Regions from separate parts of the Homo sapiens genome. Here all the other regions are linked to region 1. A link is a contact called in ENCODE Hi-C or POLR2A ChIA-PET data. All regions are on one chromosome and are shown on one strand. Each heading gives the region's core, a stretch centred on a gene start or an enhancer-like site at or near the end of the contact. The rest is flanking DNA. Distances are from core to core; before and after follow the strand shown. Region 1 overlaps RTF1 (RTF1 homolog, Paf1/RNA polymerase II complex component). Region 2 holds the start of RAD51-AS1 (RAD51 antisense RNA 1). Region 3 holds the start of RMDN3 (regulator of microtubule dynamics 3). Region 4 holds the start of DNAJC17 (DnaJ heat shock protein family (Hsp40) member C17).

Region 1 (2,736 bases), core at 170-2,669:
AGGAGAATCGCTTGAACCTAGGAGGTGGAGGTTGCAGTGAGCCGAGATCACACCACTGCACTCCAGCCCGGGCGACAGTGCAAGACTCTGTCTCAATACAAAAAAAAGAAAAGAAAACCCACAATAGTATGGAGACAGCAAAGACTCTCTTAACAGTGTGAAAGATACAAGATGCACTTCCCACAACTTGAGGATTGTATAGGAAGTTACTGGGAAAACTCACAGCAAGATTACTTTTTAGCTCAGTCCTTTATATTCTTTTTGTTTGTTTTTGGAGATGAAATCTTGGTCTGTCGCCTAGACAAGAGTGCAGTGGTATGATCTTGGCTCACTGCAGCCTTTGCCTCCCAGGTTCAAGCGATTCTCCCACCTCAGCCTTCCAAGTAGCTGGGACTACAGGCATGCACCACCACGCCCAGCTAATATTTTGTATTATTAGTAGAGACAGGGTTTCATCATGTTGCCCAGGCTGGTCTTGAACCTCTGAGCTCAGGCAATCTACCTGCCTCACCCTCCCAAAGTGCTAGGATTACAGGTGTGAGCCACGATGCCCAGCCAGTCCTTTACATTCTTATTGAGGGCTCATAATAGCTGAATAGACCAATATGCAACAAAAAAGTCTTCCCACCCTGTCTCTACTAAAAATACAAAAGATTAGTTGGGTGTGGTGCCACGCGCCTGTAGTCCCAGCTATTTGGGAGGCTGAGGCTGGAGAATCGCTTGAACCCGGGAGGTGGAGGTTGTAGTGAACCAGAGGTTGCAGTGAGCCGAGATCGCGCCACTGCACTCCAGCCTAGGGGGCAGCGAGACTCTGTCTCAAAAAAAAAAAAAAAAAAAAAATTAGCCAGACATGGTGGCATGCACCTGTAATCCCAGCTACTCACGAAGCTGAGGCAGGAGAACTGCGTGAACCCAGGAGGTAGGGATGGCAGTGAGCTGATATCGTGCCACTGCATTCCAGCCTGGGCAATAGAGCAAGACTCTGTCTCAAAAAAAAAAAAAAGAAAAGAAAAAATAAAATAAATTAAATTAAATTAAAAACAAAGAAAAAATAAGGAAAAGATACATGGTCCTTGACCTCATGGAATTTAAAATCAAGTATGGGAGACAAACAATGAACAAGTAAAGAAACAATGAATTCCATCTAATGGTAAGTGTTAAGAAGGAAGTGAATCAAATGAGTGCAGGGGCTATCTGCAGTAGGGTGGTTAGAGAGGCTTCTCTGAGGCACTGAGGCTGAGACTAGAAACTTCACGAGAGGAAAAGATGGTACAGTTTTCTGGACAGAGGCCTTCAGATGGAACAGCTAAGGCCCTGAAGCTGATAACAGCTTGGCTTAGTCAAAGAACTGAAAGAGAAACTGTGACTAAAGTTTAGCAGGCAAGCAGGAGAATTGAATGCGGTGGGTTAGTGGTAAGAAGAAAACATATCTTTCTGAGCTTTATAAAACAGGGTGAGGAGCATGGAAGTTAGGCAGTGGGAAGCCATCAAATGGTTTGAAGCAGGGGAGTAACCCAATCCAGCAAGGGTTTTAAAAGAGCACTCCTGGAAAGAGAGAGAGAGAGAAAAAAAAAAAAAGAGCACTACAACTGGTAGATGAACAGACTAGAGGGGCCAGGGTGGAAGTACAGAGAGGACTCAGAAGGAACCCACAGCAGTCGCATTAAACAAGTAGCCACAGGGACAGAGAGAAGTGGAAGGATCTACGAGATGACGAGGAAAAAAGAGTAATTCGCAGAGCTTTAAATCCGAGAAGTTACTTCCTAGTGTCCCTTTCATAGCAAAACTGTTGGTTGATTTAAACAGTGAATATTGGCTGGGCGTGGTGGCTCACAGGTGGCTTACAGGTGGCCTGTAATCCCAGTACTTTGGGAGGCCAAGGTAGGAGGAAGGATCCCTTGAGCCCAGGAATTTGAGACCAGCATGGGCAACACAGGGAGACCCTGTCTCTACAAAAAATTAAAAATCAATTCGCTGTGGCCAGGAGTGGTGGCTCACGCCTGTAATCCCAGCACTTTGGGAGGCCAAGATGGGCAGATTACTTGAGGTCAGGAGTTTGAGACCAGCCTGGCCAACATGACGAAACCCCGTCTCTACTAAAAATACAAAAAGTAGGCAGATGTGGTGGCATATGCTTGTAATCCCAGCTACACAGGAGGCTGTGGGAGAACTGGTTGGGCCCAGGAGGCAGAGAGGTTGCAGTGAGCTGAGATCACACCACTGCACTCCAGCCTGGGCAACAGAGCAAGACTCTGTCTCAAAATAAATAAATAAATTAGCTGGGCATGGTGGCACACACCTGTGATCCCAGCTACTCCAGAGGCAGAGGAGGGAGGATCACTTGAAGCCAGGAGGTCAAAGCTAGAGTGATCCATGACCACGTCACTGCACTTCAGCTTGGGTAACAGAGTGAGACCCTGTCTTCAAAAAAAAAAAAAGGAGTAGGGGGCCGGACACGGTAGCTCACACTTGTAATCCCAGCACTTTGGGAGGCTGAGGTGGGCGGATCACAAGGTCAGGAGATCGAGACCATCCTGGCTAACACAGTGAAACCCCGTCTCTACTAAAAATACAAAAAAATTAGCCGGGTGTAGTGGCGGGCACCTGTAGTCCCAGCTACTCGGGAGGCTGAGGCGGGAGAATGGTGTGAACCCAGGAGGCAGAGCTTGCAGTGAGCTGAGATCACGTCATTGCACTCCAGCCTGGGCAACAAAGCGAGACTCCATCTCAAAAAAA
Region 2 (2,736 bases), core at 61-2,560, 730 kb after region 1:
TTTGTAGAGATGCGGGTCTCACTATCTTGACCAGGCTGTTCTCGAACTCTTGGGCTCAATCGTCCTCCCGCCTCCACTTCCCAAAGTGCTGGGACTACAGACGTGAGACACGACGCCCGGCCAGTATATTTTGTAATAATTCACGGAGTTGTATACAGTTGTGAATGTGAATTTTTCTACATGTATATTACATTGCGCTTTAGAAGTTAAAAACAAACAAACAAACAAAAAAACAGGGGCCAGGCGCTGTGGCTCACGGCTGTAATCCCAGCACTTTGGGAGGCAGAGGCGGGTGGATAACCTGAGGTCAGAAGTTCGAGACCAGCCTGACCAACATGGTGAAACCCCGTCTCTACTAAAAATACAAAAATCAGCCTGGCGGCGTGGTGGTGGGGGCCTGTAATCCCAGCTCCTCGGGAGGCTGAGGTAGGAGAATCGCTTGAATCCGGGAGGCGGAGGTTGCAGTGAGCCGAGATCGCGCCACTACACTCCAGCCTGGGCGGAAGAGCGAGACTCCATCTCAAAAAAAAAGTTTTAAGAAAACCAAACCTCACTTCAGATCATTCTCTAGGCATCATGTGAATGGTTTTCCGCATTAGATGATGAAAACACTGTTTTGGCAATCGGAGATTGGTACTTTCTAAGCACGGTGTAATGGAAAGACAGATCAGGAATCCGGAAGCCCTGGCTGTGATATTAAACAGCTGTGGCTACACCGCTCTGATCTCGGACTTCTCGCTCGAACCCATAAAATAGGTGTTGCCTATAAAGGCTCTAATGTTTCTCCCCTAGTTCTAAAGACTGAGGTCCACTTGTGTTTTCGCCCCAGCAGCTGAGGGTCGGTCGGGCGCGGACACGCCCTGCCACGTCCGGGTTTCACACTGCGCGCGGAGGCCCCAACTGCCGCTGAGCACTGGACCGGCCAGGACGCAGGTGGGCGAGGACGAGCCGCGGCTCTGGAGGGCCCAGCCTGCGCCTCACACACTCACCTCGGTCCGCAGCGCTCCTCTCTCCAGCAGGCCCCGCGCTCCGACTTCACCCCGCGGGCGTGGCACGCGCCCGACCCGCACGGCCCCCAACGCCCCTGGCTTACGCTCCACTTCTCTACTCGCTTGCCCCAGCCTTCTGCGCACAACCCAGATGAGTTGCAGTTCCCAGCTGCACGCCTCGGGAAGCGCCGCACTCTCCTTAGGGCTCGGTCTCTGGCCGCTGCGCGCGGTCCGCCAGCGGCTTTCAGAATTCCCGCCAAACCCTCTCGCCCAGGGTCACGCCCGCGTCGACGTAACGTATCCCCGCCTCCCGGATCCGCCTTCTCCCCGCTTCCGCCCTGCGCGCTAACCCAAGACGGGAGCTCGAGAGCTTGATCCTGCGCGAGTTTACAGACTGCCCTCTTCCCTTTTTGCGTAAGGACTAATTCAAACTTTATGCCGGGGGCGGTGGCTCACGCGTGTAGTCCCAGCTGCTCGGGAGGCCGAGGCGAGAGTATCGTCTGAGCCTAGGAGTTCGAGGCTAACCACGGCAACGCCCCTACTCCTACCCCAGTCCCTCGCGGGTGGGGCGAGGGATTTCAGGGGGCGGTGGGGGAAGACTTAACCGAGTTGCCGTCTTCTGTTTACCAGATCGAAGACCACGACTCCCAAGAGGTAATGCGTCGGCCCGGGACTACATCTCCCGGCATGCATCGCCGGCGGGTCCGCGAGTTCTCACCATCGCAGCTGGACTATTAGCGGGGGCCCTAGCGCTCTTGTGGTTTGTTTCGGCAGTATCTGAATGTCAGCTTTTGGCACTTCTGGTCGCTCTGAGCCTCCTACTCGCATTCCTGGAGCAAGGTGCTTTCCAGGCCTCATGGAGGTGGAGGAGCTGAGGAAGCTCGAGAAGATGGATAGAAGTGGGAAATGGAGCTAGCGTACGGGAGAGGGAAATGGCTGGAATATTCGTCAATCTGTGGTGCTTTACTGGAGATTTGCAGGAGTTCAGAGGAAGGGGGCATTGAATTTCATAACCTAAACCGTATCGTGGTTTACCAGAAAGTTTTGACCCGTGATTCCGGTTTTAAAGGCTGAGTAGGGCCGGGCGCGGTGGTTCACGCCAGTAATCCCAGCAGTTTAGGAGGCCAAGGCAGGCGGATCACCTGAGGTCAGGGGTTGGAGATAAACCTGGCCAACGTGGTGAAACCTCGTCTTTAGTAAAAAATACAAAAATTAGCCAGGTTTTGTGGCACATGCCTGTAATCCTAGCTACTCGAAAGGCTGAGGCATGAGAATCGCTTGAACTCAGGAGGAGGTTGCAGCCAACCGAGATCTCGCCGCTGTACTCCAGCCTGGGCGACAGAGCGAGACTGTGTCAAAACAACACCACAAGCTAGCTGAGTAGGGATTCTTGGGCGAAGTGGAAGACATTATAAGCAAATAGGGTAGTATGGGCATGGAAACGAACTACATGATTAAAGATTAGTATTATCTGGCGAGGGAGGAAAAGTGCCAGAGCAAGTGCCGAAACTGGAAGGTTACATTTAGTTCAGGATATGAAGATCATATAAGGCCTGCACGGTGGCTCACACCTGTAATCCCAGCACTTTGGGAAGCCAAGGTGGGGGAGGATCGCTTGAGCTCAGGAGTTGGAGACCAGCCTGGGCAACATAGTGGGACCCCATATCTCAAAAAAAAAAAAAAAAAAAATAAGCTGGGCGTGGTGGCTTGTGCCTGTGGTCTCAGCTATCCCGGAGGCTGAGGTGGG
Region 3 (2,736 bases), core at 153-2,652, 670 kb after region 1:
GTAATTCCAGCTACTCCGGAGGCTGAGGCAGGAGAATTGCTTGAACCCAGGGGCGGGGGAGGAGGTTGCAGTGAGCCGAGATCGCACCACTGCATTCCAGCATGGGCGAAAAGAGCGAAACTCCGTCTAAAAAAAAAAAAAAAGTATAATGGAGGCAATAGAGCCACAGGAGCAAAGCAGGGTGAAAAGCTTAATTTCACCAAGGTGGTGATCTGGGAAGGTTTCCAGAGGAAATTTTTATTTCCTCCAAAATAAAGTGTATATATATATATATACTTTATATATATATAAATATATTTTTTGTTGTTGTTGTTTTTGTTTATTTGTTTTGAGAGGAGGCCTCACTCTGTTGCCCAAGCTGGAGTACAGTGGCGAGATCTCGGCTCACTGCAACCTCTGCCTCCTGGGTTCAAGCAATTCTCCTGCCTCAGCCTCCCGAGTAGCTGGGATTACAGGCGTGCACCACCATGCCCAGCTAATTTTTGTACTTTTAGTAGAGACGGAGTTTCGCCAGGTTGGCCTGGGTGGCCTCGATATCCTGACTTCTGTTGCCCAGAGTGATCATGGCTCACTGCAGCCTCGACGACCTGGGCTCAAGTGATCCTCCCATCTCAGCCCCCAGAGTATCTGTGACTACAGTCACGTGCCACCACGGCCGGCCTCCTGTATTCTTATATGTATACAATATCTCACAATTAAAGGGTAAATAAATATAAGATCTAGTCAAGGGTATTGGGAGGACTGGCCTAGATATTTCTTTCACTAAACTAAATTTTAACTCTTAAGAAATGTTCACAATAAAATTGTTATCATAGTCCATAAAATCGGTCTTTTTAGTTGCCACAATTATAAGAAGTTGCATACAATTACAAGAGTAAAACAGAATTATAAGACAGCACGTTAGGTTTAAGATTTATGGCCGGGTGCGGCGGCTCACGCACTTTGGGAGCCCGAGGCGGGCGGATCGCACTTTGAGAGACCAGGAGAGCGGGACCCAGTCTCTACAAAATAAAAATAAAAATAAAATGTGGGGAGAGCGTGACGTTTTCCAGGTACAGAGGGGAGGTCCAGGCAGAAGCGCAGGTAGAAAGTGTGAATATGCTGAGCGTATTCCGGGAGCAGCAAGTTAAGCCGGTGTGACCGGAGGGAAATGGAGGCCTGGCTGCCGGACGGTGAGGGTGACTGCGCGAGCGTCCGCCCAAGAAGTCTCCCTGCCTTCCCGCCTTTCCCCTGTCTTGGGCCCCTTCTTGCTTTCCTTTCGCGCTCTGTGCTGACTCCGCCCCTCCGGCGGCGCCCGTGGCCCCGCCCCTGAGGGAAACAGACAAGGGGCGGGGCCGGCGCGGTCATCTCTCTGCGCCTTCCCGCAGGGCGCCGAGCACCTGGCGCCGCCTGCCTGACGTCACGGTCACTGACAGCGTGAGCCCGCGGCGGCTGCTGCCATGGTGGCTGGCGGCCGGGTAAGGGTCTGAGTGGATCTCCTGCCAGGCCAGAGCGCCTTCGGGGGCCGCGGCGGAAGGCCAGGAGTTTGCAGCCAGGGCGCCGGGTTTGTGGTCTGCAGTGTCGTGAGGCTGAGGTGGGGGTTGAAGGCCCAGAAGCCGGACTCTGTGACCCGGGTCGGGGGGTGTACTGGAGGGGCGGCTACGTCCAGGCTGGGTGAGAAGAGAGGCAGTGGGGCCCAGGAGGCTGGAGGAAGCCTTAGGGTTCAGACTGGGGTGCACGTAGTCGAGAGCTCAGGGTTTGGGCAAGGGGATACCTGCCGGGGTTCAGCCTTGAGGGTGGGTTTACCGGGTTCACGAATCTCTCTCTCTCCTTACCCCCGCCCGCCCGCCCGCCTGCCTGCTCCCGGTGACTTCTGCTGGCCGCAGGTGCAGCATGTCTAGACTGGGAGCCCTGGGTGGTGCCCGTGCCGGGCTGGGACTGTTGCTGGGTACCGCCGCCGGCCTTGGATTCCTGTGCCTCCTTTACAGCCAGCGATGGAAACGGACCCAGCGTCATGGCCGCAGCCAGAGCCTGCCCAACTCCCTGGACTATACGCAGACTTCAGATCCCGGACGCCACGGTAGGAGCCCGTCTCCTGAGACCGCGGTCACTGCAGACTAATGGGCCTGAGGTCTGGGCTGCTTTCGGTGGAGACTGTGGGACAGGGTAACGGAGAGAAGTGCTTTAGGGTTTCACTTTTTTGGAAGCTTGTTGAAAAAGCAGTCGTCGGGCTGGGCGCGGTGGCTCACGCCTGTAATCCCAGCACTTTGGGAGGCCGAGGCGGGCGGATCACCTGAGGTCAGGAGTTCAAGACCAGCCTGGCCAACGTTCAACCAGATGTCAACATGGTGAAACCCCATCTCTACTAAAAATACAAAAATTAGCCGGGCGTGGTGGCGCGGCCTGTAGTCCCAGCTACTGGGGAGGCTGAGGCACGAGAATCGCTTGAACCTGGTAGGCGGAGGCCGCAGTGAGCTGAGGTTGCGCCACTGCACTCCAGCCTGGGTGACAGAGTGGGACTCTGTCTCAAAAAAAAAAAAAAAAAAAAAGCAGTCGTGGTTTTCTCTACTCTTTCGCCTGTACTCACAAGAAAGTATATTTCAAAAAGACTGTTTAACTTTCACTTTTAGTTCTGGCCACAATAGTGCTATGTGGGTATTAAAGGCACTTGCTTAGTGTTGGGTGAGGTGTGTAATAAGTAGAGGAAGAGTCCAAAAGAGGGCAAAAAGAATAATCTTGTAGGGATTAAAAGTCTTG
Region 4 (2,736 bases), core at 119-2,618, 620 kb after region 1:
AGCCCAGTATTTCAGGCCACTGACTCTTCCACAAAGGAGAATCAGAGAGACAGGGCAGAGCCGATGCCTCCTCTGCTCTTGCAGAGATGGAGGGAGGCTTGGCTCAGGATGGGCTAACAATAGCCTCCATTTATTAAGCACTTACTATGTGCCAGGCACTAAACCCAGTACTTAACATTCATCATGTGATTTATTCCTTACAATTTACACACATTATTTTACTTAATCTTGATGCCAACCGTGATTATCCTTATTTTGAGAGGGCCAGAGAGGTTACATAACTTATCCAAACCAAGGTCACCGCCTCAATAAGACAGCAGAGCTCAGATTTGAACGCTGACTCCAAAATCCAGGTTGGTGAATGCTGCACGGTCCTGCCTTCCTGCGTGACACTAATTTACTCCATCTAGTTCCCATCATCTCCTGGTCAGAATCCCTGGCCACAACTGAGGCAGAGGGAACCTGCAGTTTACCAGAGGAATCTGGCAGGTCTGTGATAGGGACAGGACAGTCAGCCTTCACCATGGTGCCCCGGAAGCAGGAGGAAGTGTGGTAATCTAACTCCAGCGACCTGGAGAAGGGCAGGCTGCGGGATGGGGAAGATTTCAGAGCAGAGGGAGTAACGGGCTTGGTGTGATGGACACCGCGCTTCGGAGGAGCAGGGTGGAGAGAAGAAAACCGCCAGATGCTACACTGGGCCGACAGAAAAGAGTAGCTTTGCAAAAACGACGGCAGCGCGCTTTACAGTTTATAGGGAACTCTCACCTAAAGCACTTCAGTGGACCCTCACATAAACCCTGAAAGCGAGAGAATGTTAGCCCCATTTTACAGAAATGGAAACTGAGGATCAATGACTTCATCAAAACCACACAGCTGGAAAGGAGCCGTAAGACCAAGTCTTTGGACGTTAAGTCCCGCGCTTTTCCCTCCTCTCCTCCCTGGCCCTGCAGCCCTCGGGGAGGGAAGACTCGCCTCCTTCTTGAAGAGGGTGAACTTGACAGCGCAGCCGTAGCACCTACTCTCCATGGTGGCTCCCAGCACCGCAGGGTCTGCAGAGCTGAGATCACGCCGGCCAAGTCCTGGGCCCCTTGGACCCTCACCCCAGCTCCGCCCTTCCCTTCCCTGCCCTGCCCCGCCCCACACGCCCACTGGCACTGTCCCGCCGCGACCTAGAGCAGGGAATCCGGACGCTCTCCTGCAGCCAGCGTACGGCAGCGGCGGCAACGGGGGCTGCTGGGAGTCGTAGTTCATTCACGACTGCCGGCCTCCCTCAGAGTCAGTCAAGCCTGACCCAGAACACAATTCCCAGAGGGCTAGGCGCCGCTCGGAGCCTGCAGTCCTCACGCGCGCTTAGACTCTTGGGAGTTGTAGTACGAATCCGTCAGGCCGGAACCATGGCAGTGACCAAGGAGCTCTTACAGATGGACCTGTACGCGCTGCTAGGCATTGAGGAGAAGGCAGCGGACAAAGAGGTGAGAACGGTGGCGAGGAAGGCTGATCTTGAGAGGTCTGGCGGTCCTTCCTGTCCTAGCGCCTCGGCCACTGCTGGCATCCGCTCTCCAGGTTCATTCGGGTCCTGGGCGGGGAGCGAGGGTCGGCGCTATGCCCTCCGCAGGCGGGCTCCCAGACATTTCCTGGACGGTCCGAGGGCCTCAAGAGGAAGCGGGGTACAGAGGGCTCTTCGCGCCGGGTGGCTGTGCTCTCCCCGTGGCCCCTGTCTCCTAGAGGCCGCGGGGCGAGGCAGCAAGGAACGCTAGCCTCCTCTGCGCCTGCGCAGTCTCGGCCTCCGTTTCCGCTTCTGCCTTGACTGTGACAAGAGGTGCCTCATTTCAGTCTCTTCTGCAGGCTGATTTAATTCTTCCACTAAGAGCCTAGAACGAAAGAAAAGTAAGATCTCAAAGCCTCTCCACTCCCTTTTCATGCCCCCTTGCCAATGTGACCGATGACCCTGCTGTCTCTATTTTCTTTTCCACTCAAGCCCATTGACTCTTTTCAAGTAGCTGATGCCCTTCTCAGCATGTGCTAGTTAGTGGGCTAAAAGCAGGAGGATCAGAAGGTTAAGGCAGATGGTATAGAGGTCCATGCTACCTTAGGTGGTGATAAAGATGCCAGGGAGTGAAACACTGATCAAGCTGGATTTAGGATTTCTTTTATCTCCCCCTGGATCATGGTGGTAGTTTTAACAATATACGAAGGAGAGGCGTTCATCAAATGAAAATTAGTGCCCAACTGAGCCGAGATCGCGCCACTGCACTCCATCCTGGGCGACAGAGCAAGACTCTTTCTCAAAAAAAGAAAGAAAGAAAGAAAATTAGTGTCTACTAGGCCGGGCGCGGTGGCTCACGCCTGTAATCTCAGCACTTTGGGAGGCCGAGGCGGGCGGATCATGTGGTCAGAAGTTCGAGACCAGCCTGACCAATATGCTGAAACCCCTTCTCTACTAAAAATACAAAAATTAGCCGGGCGTGGTGGCACACACCTGTAGTCCCAGCTACTTGGGAGGCTGAGGCAGGAGAATCACTGGAACCCGGGAGGCGGAGGTTGCAGTGAGCTGAGATTGCACCACTGCACTCCAGTCTGGGCGACAGAGCGAGACTGTCTCAAAAAAAAAAAAAAAAAAGGAAAAAAAAATAGTGCCCACTAATGTCCCAGTACTTCTGGGCTGCCCTGCTCATGGGGTGAGTGAGCTTTTGAGAAGAGGAAGCTCTGGGGCAGAAAATCAGAGAGACCCAGAGG

The links. A loop is a pair of places that touch in the nucleus more often than their neighbours do. ChIA-PET counts read pairs that join two places held with the same protein, here RNA polymerase II (POLR2A). Pooled maps may share reads with other maps.
Region 2: a pooled map shows a loop between it and region 1 (4-fold over the local background). The contact joins the promoter of RAD51-AS1 here to the enhancer-like site in region 1. A Hi-C loop is called at or near these places in 2 of 168 maps with a recorded cell type or tissue (CD4-positive, alpha-beta T cell and naive thymus-derived CD4-positive, alpha-beta T cell) and 8 of 50 pooled maps. POLR2A ChIA-PET finds 5 or more read pairs at or near these places in 1 of 52 experiments (WTC11).
Region 3: a pooled map shows a loop between it and region 1 (3-fold over the local background). The contact joins the promoter of RMDN3 here to the enhancer-like site in region 1. A Hi-C loop is called at or near these places in 2 of 37 single-sample maps with no recorded cell type and 8 of 50 pooled maps. POLR2A ChIA-PET finds 5 or more read pairs at or near these places in 2 of 52 experiments (A549 and activated T-cell).
Region 4: a pooled map shows a loop between it and region 1 (3-fold over the local background). The contact joins the promoter of DNAJC17 here to the enhancer-like site in region 1. A Hi-C loop is called at or near these places in 2 of 168 maps with a recorded cell type or tissue (B cell and CD8-positive, alpha-beta T cell) and 8 of 50 pooled maps. POLR2A ChIA-PET finds 5 or more read pairs at or near these places in 3 of 52 experiments (CD4-positive, alpha-beta T cell, activated T-cell and activated naive CD4-positive, alpha-beta T cell).

Annotation. Positions count from the first base shown.
Region 1 is chr15:41,428,279-41,431,014 of GRCh38, reverse strand. The region is part of intron 1 of RTF1 (RTF1 homolog, Paf1/RNA polymerase II complex component); the gene reads right to left. Among named protein-coding and RNA genes, the nearest start is that of RTF1, 13 kb to the right of the region's middle. RefSeq lists an enhancer at 1,222-1,441. Within about 2 kb of position 1,419, at least 3 of the 41 ENCODE cell types and tissues checked have a DNase peak (open chromatin) inside an H3K27ac peak, as active enhancers do; they include B cell, where a contact is called at or near this core.
Region 2 is chr15:40,693,679-40,696,414 of GRCh38, reverse strand. It overlaps RAD51-AS1 (RAD51 antisense RNA 1), which reads left to right and starts at 1,310. Exons shown (of 2, transcript NR_040058.1): 1 at 1,310-1,403; 2 at 1,620-2,681. RAD51 (RAD51 recombinase) reads right to left here and starts at 1,241. Exons shown (of 10, transcript NM_002875.5): 1 at 990-1,241. RefSeq lists enhancers at 1-396, 397-994, 1,032-1,091, 1,562-1,711, 1,592-2,189 and 1 more.
Region 3 is chr15:40,753,920-40,756,655 of GRCh38, reverse strand. It overlaps RMDN3 (regulator of microtubule dynamics 3), which reads left to right and starts at 1,402. Exons shown (of 13, transcript NM_018145.3): 1 at 1,402-1,573; 2 at 1,866-2,059. The coding sequence starts at 1,873. RefSeq lists enhancers at 942-1,051, 1,142-1,261, 1,472-1,681 and a silencer at 1,797-2,011.
Region 4 is chr15:40,806,105-40,808,840 of GRCh38, reverse strand. It overlaps DNAJC17 (DnaJ heat shock protein family (Hsp40) member C17), which reads left to right and starts at 1,368. Exons shown (of 11, transcript NM_018163.3): 1 at 1,368-1,472. The coding sequence starts at 1,395. It overlaps ZFYVE19 (zinc finger FYVE-type containing 19), which reads right to left and starts at 1,752. Exons shown (of 11, transcript NM_001077268.2): 1 at 973-1,752. The coding sequence starts at 1,251. RefSeq lists enhancers at 720-769, 1,400-1,449, 1,490-1,539, 2,000-2,089.